2 separate regions of the Homo sapiens genome follow, and region 1 is linked to region 2. A link is a contact called in ENCODE Hi-C or POLR2A ChIA-PET data. All regions are on one chromosome and are shown on one strand. Each heading gives the region's core, a stretch centred on a gene start or an enhancer-like site at or near the end of the contact. The rest is flanking DNA. Distances are from core to core; before and after follow the strand shown. Region 1 holds the start of LINC01252 (long intergenic non-protein coding RNA 1252). Region 2 overlaps ETV6 (ETS variant transcription factor 6).

The links. A loop is a pair of places that touch in the nucleus more often than their neighbours do. ChIA-PET counts read pairs that join two places held with the same protein, here RNA polymerase II (POLR2A). Pooled maps may share reads with other maps.
Region 1: a map of GM13976 shows a loop between it and region 2 (2.3-fold over the local background). The contact joins the promoter of LINC01252 here to the enhancer-like site in region 2. A Hi-C loop is called at or near these places in 2 of 168 maps with a recorded cell type or tissue (GM12878 and GM13976), 25 of 37 single-sample maps with no recorded cell type and 14 of 50 pooled maps. POLR2A ChIA-PET finds 5 or more read pairs at or near these places in 8 of 52 experiments (GM12878, IMR-90, OCI-LY7 and 5 more).

Annotation. Positions count from the first base shown.
Region 1 is chr12:11,546,750-11,551,025 of GRCh38, reverse strand. LINC01252 (long intergenic non-protein coding RNA 1252) reads right to left here and starts at 2,996. Exons shown (of 8, transcript NR_033890.1): 1 at 2,666-2,996; 2 at 1,305-1,436. All of the region lies in intron 2 of LOC124902877 (a long non-coding RNA gene), which reads left to right.
Region 2 is chr12:11,744,796-11,748,894 of GRCh38, reverse strand. All of the region lies in intron 1 of ETV6 (ETS variant transcription factor 6), which reads right to left. Among named protein-coding and RNA genes, the nearest start is that of ETV6, 97 kb to the right of the region's middle. RefSeq lists an enhancer at 2,664-2,883. Within about 2 kb of position 2,659, at least 7 of the 41 ENCODE cell types and tissues checked have a DNase peak (open chromatin) inside an H3K27ac peak, as active enhancers do; they include GM12878, OCI-LY7 and PC-9, where a contact is called at or near this core.

The DNA of each region.
Region 1 (4,276 bases), core at 1,747-4,246, 200 kb after region 2:
TCCCTGCCCCAGCCCTGGTTCCTTTTAGTGGAAAAAGGTATTTAGAAACTGAGATCTAAATGCTAGGATGCTCATTGCAACTGGGGTGTCATTGCTCCTGGACTAGGAAATATAACACATTCATACATTTCTACTTCTCAATTTACCTGTCTATCCCTACCTATCTATCATCTGTCACATTCCTATCTTTAAAATCCATAACTTCGGACTAATGCCTTCAATTCCAATCCAGTATCACATTTTCCCCTTTGCATATTTGTAACTCCTTTCTTCAACAGTGAGAAATTGCATTCCCAGTCTCCTTGATACGTTGACTCATTCACTTGATCCTCCTGCATGTAAGCAATCTCCCAGCTGGGCCAGCCTTGTCCCCTTAGCCCCAGTGCCACCCATCACACCATTTGAGTGTTCCAACTCCAAAAGAAGGGAAGGCGAAATAGGAAATTATTTTTGCTCTTCTCTTCCCTATTCCTTATGTGTATATTATTATTTTCCCTTTTGGATATTGCTCACATCCATTTTCTCCTCTTCAGCTTTACTTCTGTGACTAGAATTCAGGCTTGAACAGGTGCTTCTGGTTTTGTTCCTGGTAATCTGTCCTGCACATAGCAGCCCAGATGATCTTTCACAACAAGAATATGACTATGTTATTTCTCTTTAAAGTCTCCAATGGCTCGTCATTTTCTACAAGGTTAAGTAAGCTCTCTAACTTACCCTGACCTGGCCTCTGTCCATACCTCCATTCTCATATTCATGCCTTCCTCCCTTGGACTATCAGTAGAAGTGAATTTTTGTAGTTGTCTGCATATACCATGTTCCATCACTACCATTTCAGTATGATGCTCCCTTGATTTATGAACCTCTTTCCCCAGTGCACCCTTAGAAATCCTGCTCAGGTGTCACTGTATCTAAGAAGCTTTTTTTGACACTTCTTTCCAACCATTAGTTGTTAATTATCCATACTAATTGGATTTCTTATACATAGTTTTATTATTGCCTATGTCACTCTCCACTATATTTGTTTACATGTCTGTCTTCTCTACTAGGTAACCAATTCAGAGGACAGGAATTGATTTTTGCCATTATAGTTTCAGTATCTAGCACAGTTTCTGCCATGTGTTATACACTTAATAAATACTTATTGAGGCTGGGCGCGGTGGCTCACGCCTGTAATCCCAGCACTTTGGGAGGCCGAGGTGGGTGGATCATGAGGTCAGGAGTTCGAGACCAGCCTGACGAACAATGGTGAAACCCTGTCTCTACTAAGAAAAATACAAAAATTAGCTGGGCATGGTGGCACTCACCTGTAATCCCAGCTGCTCAGGAGGCTGAAGCAGGAGAATCGCTTGAACCCGGGAGGCGGAGGTGCAGTGAGCCCAGGTGGAGTGATGATCGCGCCTCATCACTCCAGCCTGGGCGACAGAGCAAGACTCTGTCTGAAACAAAACAAAACAAAACACAACAAAAACTTATTGAACTGAAACATATATGTATGTGTCTGTGTGTATTTCTTTTTCTTTTCTTTTTGCCTTGGAAGAATGTGGAGAAACATCTGAAAAAGGAGCTGTTTTAAGATACCCAGTTTGTGATCATTTATTATGGCAGCCAAAGCAAATAAATACAGCATCAAGCTTATCAGAATCCACTTGCATCATGCTTGCTAATATCCCCATTGTCAAAGCTAGTCACAAGGCTAAGCCTGCTGTCACCATGAGAGGGGACTATACAAGGGCGTGCATTCTGAGAGGTGTGGTTCATTGGAGAAATCAAAGTAACAGTGTGCAGTGAGATTTATTAGATCATTTCATGTATCATAATAAAAGACATTGAATTTCTGATGAAGGATTTCGAATGTGGTAAAATAATTCAGTGGGAACCCAACGCAGTACCTTGAAAGAGAGTTACCTTGGGTCAAGTACAATAATTGGCACTCAGACCTGACACTTCCTTTTCAATAGACTAAATTCACCATGCAGCAATTATTGGAGCTAACAAAGTGTAATCTGTATTGGAAGAGAGTTATTGAAACCAGTATTTAAAAACATTATAGCAGAACTCTTCAAATAAATTCTTATATTAACACAGAAACAAGTATGGCAGAATACTCACGGTTATTTTATTTAAAGTTGGGTTTTTCGAGTACCCTCTATTTTCATGTATTTTGGGAAATTTTAGTAATGAAAGCAAATAGTGAAACAGAATTAAATATCCATTTTATAAAATACGACAAACAAGAGGAGAGCGGCTCTGAATTCCACCCCTGTGGAATTCAGGACTGCCATAGAGCGTATTTTCAAAACTGTTGATTTTGACAAGGCTGACTAGGAGATGCCCTAGAAGCCCCAGGTATGTGTTTCAGTATGATTCTGGCAACGCTGACTTAAAGCACTAAGTAGAATCAGTAGCCTACAGTGGATACTGCCCCATAAGGAGTGACGGGGGAAACGTTGCTGATTAAATAAATGGTCTTTTGAATTGGGCTGATGGTAGATGCTATAACTGAAGTTGCAAACCACACTGGGTTCGTTTGCTAGGGCTGCTGTAATAAATGACCACAAGCTGGGTATCTTAAAACAGCAGAAAGTTACTCTCTCACAGTTCCGGAGGCCAGAGGTCTGAGATCCGGGTGCTGGTGTGTCCGGAATCGGTGGGTTCTTGGTCTCACCGACTTCAAGAATGAAGCCGCGGACCCTCGCGTGAGTGTTACAGTTCTTAAAGGCGGCGTGTCCGGAGTTTGTTCCTTCTGATGTTCAGATGTGTTTGGAGTTTCTTCCTTCTGGTGGGTTCGTGGTCTCGCTGGCTTCAGGAGTGAAGCTGCAGACCTTCGCGGTGAGTGTTACAGCTCATAAAGGCAGTGTGAACCCAAAGAGTGAGCAGTAGCAAGAGTTATTGCAAAGAGCGAAAGGACAAAGCCTCCACAGTGTGGAAGGGGACCCGAGCGCGTTGCCACTGCTGGCTCGGGCAGCCTGCTTATATTCTCTTATCTGGCCCAACCCACATCCTGCTGATTGGTAGAGCCAATGGTCTGTTTTGACAGGGCGCTGATTGGTGCGTTTACAATCCCTGAGCTAGACACAAAGGTTCTCCACGTCCCCACCAAACTAGCTAGATACCGAGTGTCCACACAAAGGTTCTCCAAGTCCCCACCAGAGTAGCAAGATACAGAGTGTCCATTGGTGCATTCACAAACCCTGAGCTAGACACAGGGTGCTGATTGGTGTGTTTACAAACCTTGAGCTAGATACAGAGTGCCCATTGGTGTATTTACAATCCCTGAGCTACACATAAAGGTTCTCCACGTCCCCACCAGACTCAGGAGCCCAGCTGGCTTCACCCAGTGGATCCCCCACCGGGGCTGCAGGTGGAGCTGCCTGCCAGTGCGGTGCCGTGTGCCTGCACTCCTCAGCCCTTGGGTGGTCGATGGGACTGGGCTCCGCGGAGCAGGGGGTGGCGCTTGTCGGGGAGACTCCGGCTGCACAGGAGCCCACGGAGGTGGGGGAGGCTCAGGCATGGCGGGCTGCAGGTCCCGAGCCCTGCCCCGCGGGAAGGCAGCTAAAGCCTGGCGAGAAATTGAGCACAGCAGCTGCTGGCCCAGGTGATAAGCCCTTCACTGCTCGGGCTGGTGGGGCCGGCCTGCCGCTCCGAGTGCTGGGTCCGCCGAGCCCACGCCCACCCGGAACTCGCGCTGGCCCGGAAGCACCGCGCGCAGCCCCTGTTCCCGCCCGCGCCTCTCCCTCCACACCTCCCTGCAAGCTGAGGGAGCCGGCTCCGGCCTTGGCCAGCCCAGCAAGGGGCTCCCACAGTGCAGCGGTGGGCTAAAGGGCTCCTCAAGTGCCGCCAAAGTGGGAGCCCAGGCAGAGGAGGCGCCGAGAGCGAGCAGGGCTGTGAGGACTGCCAGCACGCTGTCACCTCTCACTGGCAGGGTTAGGTTTTTCTGGGGGCTGTGAGAGAGAAACCAGTCTGTGCGTCTCTTTGGCATTCCTGGGCATCCCTCCAGGCTCCGCCTGTGCTGTCACACTGAGTTCCCCCTGTGTGTCTGCTTTCTCCTCTTATAAGTGATATAGGAGTTAAGAAGAAATTATTTAGGCAGATAGTGAGGGTAAGGAAGTCCTCAGTAAGGTTTTCCTTTTAATGAAAAGCAGCCCTCAAATCGTTTTCTTTTCTTACAATGAGCAGCCTGTAAAATCAAGCTGCAGACATAGACAAGCAAGCTAGAAGCTTGCACGGGTGAATGCCAGCAGCTGTGCCAATAGGAAAAGGCCACCTGGGACTAGGC
Region 2 (4,099 bases), core at 1,410-3,909:
AAAAAATAATGAAGTATGGAGTAGGGTTGTCTCTTGAAAGCGTAAGGACTGAAGCCAAAATGAGCTGCGTTCCCTCTCCCATTTCTCCCCTAGCCATGAAGGGCCAATGAAGGGTACCCATCTAATTCTGCTCATTTTTAAACTGAATGCTTAGGAGCCCGTGACTTCCCTGTAAAATAGGTGTATACAGTCTGTGCTCAGTAGGAGAATGGCATTTCTCCACGTTCCCCCACACCCACCCTCAGGTTGCATATTACAGAAGAGTCAAAAAATGAATATTATTACCAAAAGGTCTTTCCTCTTCAAAATTATTCAATATAAAGCTTCCATAAATCACGGGGATCCCCTAGCACATTTACACATTTATTATTATACCCTCTGAAAAGGCTGAGGGGTTGGGAAACTTAGAGCCTACTGCTAACTAAATATTAACATTCTGGAAATAAAGCATTTTTGGAATTAATTAAAACAGAAATAAAGTTGGTTGTGCTTGCAAAAAGATGGTTTGCAGGTAATTTCAAAGATTTCTCTGCTGCAGAACTGAGATGTCCTTGATATAGAAACTTTTCCTGGAAATTGTCCCTATCCCCATTATAAATGCCAGGACTGCCCCCAGTGATGGCTTCTGAAGCCTAGTTTGAAAGTCCTGAGGAGGAAGAGTGTCATGGACACAGGATAGTGGTCATTTCCCCACAGCTAGGGTAAAAATGCCACAGGCATGCTTTCATCCCATTGCACTTCGGTGTCCCATCACTGTGAAGAAACCTGCAACCCAGATAAGATGGAAAACAGCAGGCACCAGTGACAAGAGTGGTCATGCCAGCAATATTCAGTATTTTGAGAGAAGGATCTCTTTTCCACCCTGCAGGTGTTTAGAAAAGCTGCCTGAGAAAGCTGATGCTTGTACCGTCGTCAACTTCTACAGATTCAACAGAAGAAACCTCTCCTATGGGAAGCTATTTATTGAAATTTATTAAAGTGAAGTCTGAATACACAAGTATTTAAGTACACTCTTCTGGCTGCAAAAATTTCAAGTGGTGGTGATGTTGGCTTTCATTAAGTAAGCTTTTATTAACAAGCTATAGACACATTAACAAAAAATTGAATACGCTGAAATTTGAGCTCTAGAGTTTTCTAGGTTTCTGCCACCAGGAAAGCACAGATATACACAAGAACCTAAAGTAATACACTCTTGAAAGTCGACATTTTTTTCACTTGAAAAAAGCTATTGAATATTTTGTCCACTCCAAAATTCAGTGAGACAAACGTAAAGAATTTGAGAGAAGATGCAAATGCCAGTCTTCTTTTCTAAATAGACATTGTACACACAGCCACAGAGAGTAACATTTTTGGAATCTCCCCAGAAAGAAAGAGCATACCCTAGCATCTCGGCTAGAAAGAACACCACAGAGACTCAAATGCAAATTTTGATGTAGCAAAATCCACATCCACCAAATCACAGAAGTGAAGTTCATGATTTCTTTTCATCCAGAGAGTTACCAGAAGATGGTTTAGACATCCAAGATGGTATAGGGGCCCAAGCTGGCTTTCTTCTTGGTGTCCAGTGTCCCCCCTGCCCTGAAAGCAACATCCCTCTGGATGCTAAGCCATTAATTTTTACAAGCCAAATGGTGTTTGGGTCTCAACATTCATCTTGCAGAATACATATCAGTACTTCCAAGGGGAAAAAAATGAGTGTACCCTGTGAAAATGAGGATGGGTAGGAACTATACTCCTAGCATCTGAAGTCTCCTCTCTAGGTTACCCAGATGGCCCACTCAGCCCTTGGGGAGAGGGTACGCCAGACAAACCAAACTCAATGTTGCTGTGGGGATCTTCCAAGGAGCCCGCTTCACCAGTCTTAAGGAGTGCCCTTTCTCTAGTTTATGTAGATGGTTCAGGACGTGAGATATTCGGATTCCTGTTTAGAACTGAAATTGTCCCTTTCTTCTGCCTTTCTGGATGGTTACATCCTAAAATCAGAAGGCAGTATATTGCTTCTGTCAAGCAGATACAATTAAGTCAAAGCATCTTAAGTCTTCCTCTTACCCAGACCTGTATTATCTTTGCATAGTGAGATTAAAAAAAAAAAAAAAAAAAAAAAGAGAGAGAGAGAGCATTAGCAATAAGCCCTGCAATCAAACATCTCTGTAAAAGGTCATTGAGTTTTTTTTCTCCCTATGATTAAGAAATATTTCAGCATCCATCAAGGGTCAACTATGAGGCTAGGCCTATAGCAGGCATTACAAATTATGCAATCATACATCCTAGAATTTCCAGGATGGTCTCAATATTTAAAGTTCCGTGTCCTTTTACCCATAAATACATATGGGTAGTTGTATATAAATACTTAACACCTCTCAGAACACGTGTCACAATTGTAGCTGGAAAATACAGTCACTGCCACAATCAGGAAAGAGAGCTAGCATTAAGTGAGCATGTGGTATGTGTTCCCATGAAGCCTTTATTTTATTTCAGCCTCACAATGACCCTGCAAGGAAGGCATCGTTATCTCCATTCCGCAATGAGGAAACTGACTTGAAAACCGCAGTTCCAGTCACTAGCTTGGGAGATGGTGTGGCTGGTATTTGCGTGCAGACTGATCTAACTTTACTTCTCTGAACTGCTTTATAATGCCAACCAGTCAACAATGACTTCACAATGGGGAATTCCAAGAGACAGGTTCAAGCTTGTAAAAATCATAGCAGCCTTCGAATATTTCGTTGCTCTGCATCCTCACTCCTCACAGAATTCCAGCAGGATTCTTGAGGGTGACTCAACAGAGCTGCCTAAGCCAAGGCACCTACCTTCTTATGCATGTTGCTTATCCTATGGGTAGCACAGACTGAGGGGTAAATGCATTCAGCTGACGGAAGGGGACTCTATCTGATGTATGAGAAAAGTTCTCATGGCATGACCCCTGAGCAGGAGTAGCCATTCGAATTTATCCAGGGATCTACATTAACCATGGGACACAATCAGTAGGACCAAGAGGGCATTTCCAGGTTGCTTATGCAAATGATAACTTGGCCGTGGCTAGAAATCTCACTGGGCATTTTTGAGTACAAACATATTACTTTCTATCCTAACATTGTCTTTAACAACAACGGAAGACATTTCCCTTGTTCTTATCTGCTTACCCAAGAGCAGCAAATCTAAAAGTACAGGTGAGATAAATAGAAGCAGTAAGGAGGAAAGAAGCCTGCCAACATCTATTTGGTGCCTATAGTGGGCAGATCTCTACACCAAGAAGGAGCTGAGTCTGCCCCCAGAAATCACAGTGGCCGCAGTCCAAGCAAGACCTCTCCAATGGCCCAAAGATGCACATTCCCAAGAGGGGAATGGATGAAGGCATTAAGGATATATGTGGCCTGTGGGGGAAAAAAGATTTAAAATCTTCTCGGAGATGTCTTCAAATATAGGAAGGACAAGTCTAAGAGAGACTCAAGGCTTGCTTGTAGTAGCAGAGGACAGAGCCAGCAACAGATACCGATGCACTAGAAGGAAGGCCTTTCAAACAGCTGAAGTCTCCAGATAAATGGGCGATTTACTGTTCTCCTAAAGCTGACTTAATGCTGAGGCTGAACAGTTACTCTAAAACACGTGCTTGCACTGGGAAGGAGCTGGAGTAGGAGAACTTAAAGGTTCCGTATAACTGCAAGATGCTGGTTCTATACAATCTTATCTCCCCTGGTAAGTTAGAGCTTATAAATTACAGTGTGGGTAGAACAGCTCCAAATAAAACACGGACACCACAGTCCCCTTCTTTATCAATTACTCCCCTATGCCTCCTCACAGGATCCTAGGGTTCTACTGAATATAATTAGAAAAAGCACTAGTTTCTAGAATTAGGAGCAATTTCTTTAAAGACAAGCACCAAAGCAAAAAACTTAAATCGACTTCTTTATTGTTCCCATTTTAAAACATTTTAATTAAGATACTTTCCATTCTTGACATGCCATGAAATTCTCTCTTTTTTTTTTTTCCTGAATTTCCTTAGATATTTCTAACATGGATAGTAAGCGGAAAGTAAAACTGTGATTCCTTGTCACGTCAGGCTGTGGTTACCAGGGAGGTCTATGAAGGTGGCCCAGTTCAT